Linked DNA regions of Homo sapiens: region 1 is linked to region 2. A link is a loop called in an ENCODE intact Hi-C map of the cell type or tissue named here. Cell type or tissue: PC-9. All regions are shown on one strand.

What was found. Hi-C counts contacts between places; a loop is a spot of excess contacts. Peaks named below come from ENCODE experiments on the same cell type or tissue, not always from the same donor. Only the 100,000 strongest peaks of a DNase experiment are listed, where the experiment ranks them.
Region 1: it touches region 2 in a loop (6-fold over the local background); 4 of 110 quality-filtered maps call a loop at or near these places.

What each region holds. Positions count from the first base shown.
Region 1 is chr20:5,528,712-5,531,211 of GRCh38, reverse strand. No RefSeq gene overlaps it. Among named protein-coding and RNA genes, the nearest start is that of LINC01729, 20 kb to the right of the region's middle. RefSeq lists enhancers at 1,102-1,171, 1,811-2,352. In PC-9, CTCF peaks have their summits at 1,369 (motif pointing left) and 2,156 (motif pointing left); DNase peaks (open chromatin) are centred at 1,391 and 2,061.
Region 2 is chr20:6,141,365-6,143,864 of GRCh38, reverse strand. No RefSeq gene overlaps it. Among named protein-coding and RNA genes, the nearest start is that of FERMT1, 20 kb to the right of the region's middle. In PC-9, CTCF peaks have their summits at 1,031, 1,234 (motif pointing left) and 2,486; no DNase peak of the experiment used is centred here.

The DNA of each region.
Region 1 (2,500 bases), 610 kb after region 2:
CATTCTCCTAGATGCTATTTTACTATCTGTAAAAGGACACAAAAGACCTCCACTTTGCTAAATTCATTTTCCCCCTGAATATATCACTTAGGAAAGTTAATGATACCCTGTTTTCCTGATTTGTAAAAGGCAGATAACGTTGAATATAACTTTACACAACTTAGGTAAATCACATATCAAAAGTCTGCTTGTCAAAAATTAGAGATGCTGGCTGGGCACGGTGGCTCACACCTGTAACCCTAGCACTTTGGGAGGCCAAGGTGGGTGGATCATTTGAGCCCAGGAGTTTGAGAACAGTCTAGACAACATGGTGAAGCTCGGTCTCATTATGTTAAAAACAATTTTAAAAAATTAGAGATGTTAGGCCTGGCATGGTGGCTCATGCTTGTAAACCCAGTGCTTTGGGAGGCCCAGAGGGTCACCTGAGGCCAGAAGTTCAAGACCAGTCTGGGCAACAAAGCGAGACTCTGTCTCTACAAAAAAATAAATAAATAAAAAATAAAAATAAAAACTAGGGGCTGTGGTGGTGCTTGCCTATAGTCTTAGGTAATCAGGAGGCTGAGGTGGAAGGATCGCTTGAGCCCAGGAGTTTGATGCTCCAGTGATCCGTGATTGTGCCACTGCACTCCAGCCTGGGCGACAGAGTGAGTCCCTGTCTCAAAAAAAAAAAAAAAAAAAAAAAAAATCACATGCCAAATATGCTCTGATAGGATTTGGAATTTTCCACATTAAAAAGAAAGAAAGAAAAAAAGGCCAGGCGCAGTGGCTCATGCTTGTAATCCCAGCACTTTGGGAGGCCGAGGCCGGTGGATCACCTGAGGTCTGGAGTTCGAGACCAGCCTGACCATGGAGAAACCCCATCTCCACTAAAAATACAAAATTAGCCAGGTGTGGTGGTGCATAACTGTAATCCCAGCTACTCGGGAGGCTGAGACAGGAGAATCGCTTGAACGCGGGAGATGGAGGTTGTGGTGAGCCGAGATCGCACCATTACACTCCAGCCTGGGCAATAAGAGAGAGACTCTGCCTCAAAAAAAAAAAAAAAAGAGAGAGAGAAAGCTCTGCCTGTTTACCCGATCCTAAGCTGAATGTTGCTAAGCTGAATGTCGCATCTGTGCCTGAGCTGGGTGGGTAAGCATGAACTGCTGAGCCTGGGGTGGTGGAGAAGACCTGGATTCCCTGTGGCTGTCCTGTCAAGATGAGAAAGATGTGCAGCAAAGAGACTGCGGCCGATAATCTTATGAACTTTTTTCTGACAATAAATTGCTAATTACTGTTCTTACTAATTCCAAGCTAAGGGCCATTCTCAATTGGTGTAGGATTGAGCGTATACATAATCACATAACCGAGACTTCCGCAGTAGAAGCTGAGACGCGCGCGCCACCTAGAGGGAGCCTTGTGTGCCGGGGGAGTGTGGGCCGTCAGGGAAGCAGGTTCTCTCTGCCTCTACTCGCTGTGCGTGCCATTACCAAGGTGCCTGAAGGTCTAATTCTTTCTTTCCCCATCTGTAAAATGAGGATAATAATCACTATGACAGATGGCTGCAGTAAAGTTTAATGCGACCATGCCTGTAAGGCATCGATAATGTGCCCCAAATCGTCTAAGTTTTCAGGAAATAAACAGCAGCAATTATAACACATGCAAGCCATGAACCCAAGTAGGTCATCTGCGCTGAACAAACCCTTTCATCGAGTATCGTTGACTTCTGGCTTCAGGTGCGACATACACACTCTGCACCAAAAGGTGAAGAATTCTGGCCACACTCAGTGGCTCACGCCTGTGATCCCGGCCCTTTGGGAGGCCGAGGCGGGAGGATCGCTTGAGCCCAGGAATTCAAGACTAGCCTGGGCAACATAGTGAGACCCTGTCTCTATTAAAAATAAATAAATAAATAAATAAATATTTTTTTTAAAAAAAGGTGAAGAATTCTGAACTACATAATCTCCTGTTACCCTTTGAATCTCTTCATCTACCTCAGAAATGCTGCGTGTGTTTGCAACACATCATCATAGAAACAGGCATCATGACCGTTTAAGTGTAGGGCTTTCCAGGATGGCAGAGGCATTATTAGAGGGCAGATTAATTGCTGTCATCTCAGTGTGCAGGAGCTTGAAATGCTGTGTGCATGTGCTGCCATCTTGTGGTACCTTGGGGGAACATGTATCTGATTATTCTGGAGTCGCTAGCTGACTGGGTGAGTTCTAACCTTTTTGAGCAGGGTTACATGTTACATACATATACACGGTACATAGGCACCCATAAAGCCACACCAAAAATGGTGTCCCAGACAGTGGGTTATTTCACCCATCAAATTATTCACAGGTTACTCTAAGTGTGGGAGAAGAGAGGACAAGGCACATCCGTGCCTAAGGAGGAAACACATGCCCCTTTGCAGACCCGGGGGGCTGTCCTGTGGAGGGAGGCCCTGTTTCCTAAGTGCTTCCGAGGGAAGCAGATCTAGGAAACTGAAGGCCTTAGAGATTCAGCTCAAGATGTACCA
Region 2 (2,500 bases):
TGGGCGACAGAGCGAGATTCCGTCTCAAAATAAAAATAAAGAAAACGTGGTACATATACACCATGGAATACTATGCAGCCATAAAAGCAAATGAGATCATGTCCTTTGCAGGAACATGGGTGAAGGTAGAGGTCATTACCCTTAACAAATTAATGCAGGAACAGAAAACCAAATACCACATGTTCTCACTTATAAATGGGAGCTAAATGATGAGAACATATGGACACATAGAGGGGAACAACACACACTGGGGCATATTGGAGGGTGGAGGGTGGAAGGAGGGAGAGAATCAGGAAAAATAACAATTGGATAGTGGGCTTAATACCTGGGTGACAAAATAATCTGTACAACAAACCCCCATGGCACAAGTTTACCTATATAATGAAACTGCACATGTGTCCCTGAACTTCAAACAAAAGTTTTTTTTAAAAGATTGTTTACAATAATATAATATAAAAGTCTGAAATTTCTATTGGCAGCATAGTCCCAGGTACTACTGTTACTGTGTTTGTTGCCTGCATTTACAATCAAAGGAAATACTAATTTTCTGTTAGAGGCTAGTGATTTTTCCCCATGTGAATTCACACTGAGTTTGGCTTAAGATCTTACTTAAAACCCTGTAATCAAGGCACTTACTTCATTTTTTAAAAATAACAGCAGTGTGGTGGCTCACGCCTGTAATCCCAGCATTTTGGGAGGCCAAGGTGGATGGATGTCTTGAGCCCAGGAGTTCGAGACCAGCCTAGGCAACATAGGGAAACCCTGTCTCCACAAAAAAAAAAAAAAGCCAGGCATGGTCGCGTATGCCTGTAGCCCAGCTACTTGGGAGGCCAAGGCAGGAGGATTGCTTGAGCCCAAGAGGTTAAGGCTGCAGTAAGTTGAGATGGCACCACTGCACTCCAGCCTGGGCCACAGAGTGAGACTCTGCCTCCAAAAAATAAATAAATAAATTATGCTCCAGAAAGTTAAAATGGAAGGGCACTATCCTTCTCAAATCCATAGAAACCCCCCTTTTTCAACTCAATTCAAATGTTACTAAGCACCTATTGTGTACAGAGACCTTTGTATGCTCAAAATGGGCAAGAGAAACAACAAAAGTAACGGGAAGTCGGTGACAACATAAAAATAAAGCAAGGATTCTAAGAATTGATATAGGAAAATCTGTTCTCCAACTTAAAAATTGACATATTTATGTTCTAAATCTAATGAAATTAAACCAAGGTGGAAGATAAGGAGGGTTATAGGATTTACAAACGTGACGACAGCGACATCTAGTGGGAACCATTGATAAAGCACCTCTAGTGTTTTACTGCAAAGAGGCATGCACAGCCAGCCACGTTCATGAAATATTTGCTACACCTATTATAGATTAATATCGAGTCAGGCCCTGGCCGGCAGCCCATCCGTCTTCTTTTCTCCTCGGGCTGCATCCCACATCATGAGTGGCCTCATGCACATGCACCTCAGCCAAGTCCCAGATAGAAAGTAGGTAAAGAAAATTATTCTGGCTGTTTTCTCTAACACAGACTAATTGGAGATTCCGTGCCAAAGTAAAAAGTCATGCAGGTATTAAATGAACAAACCTAGGCAAGCGATATTTTTCTGTAAGAACAAAGAAAAACATGTGTACTGAAGTAGGCTATGATATTGAAGACCTAGGGTAGGGTCATTCAGTTCCACAAACTGCTTCCACGTTCTCATTCTCTTGGATCATTCATTTTTCCTTCCTTCACCAAATCCAGCGTGCTTTACAGGTAATGCAACAGCAGTGAGAGAAAGGGGGAGAGGTGAAAGGAGCACGGATTGTGTTTGAAGGAAAGTGAGGCCCCCTCGGCCACCTTTCAGGCCAAAAGTACACACATTTATGTCCTACTCCTAAGGACAGGTTGAAATCTGGGTGGTCAGAGTAAAATGGCTGGAGAAGATCCCGTGCAGTTCCTGGAAACATGTTCAGGGTCATTTGCCCAGGGAATTCCTGAGTCCCAGGTACAGGTACCCAAAGTGAGGTTTAGAAGAGCAGAGGCGGACTCCAGGTGAACACTGTCCTCTGCCTGATGGTCTCCCTAGTCAGTGGCACGGATGTGGCCAGAAGAAGTCCATTGCAAGGGGCCTCTACATTGTGGGTTCTTGCCAAAATCTAAGGGTAGTACTGCTCTTACCTGTCCTGCCTTTTTGCACATTTCCTGGTTGGGACCATTTTTATGATGGCAGCCAACGGTTTAAGCATGTACGTAGTGTGTGTGGAATAAGAATGAGAGAGACAGACAAACCACACATGTCTTTCTAAAAGCCCTCTGTCAGCCAACATGTCTTAGACTTCATTATGCACAGCAATCCCCTGGGACCTTCTTAGAATGCAGATTCTGGCTCAGTGGGTCTGGGGATGGGGCACCAAAACCTTCATTTCTAACAGCTCCCAGGTTGATGCTGCTCAGGGGCCAGTGGCAAGGCTGCAGTAGACATGATTTTTGTCTGCCCAGCATCCCATTTTTTTTTTTTT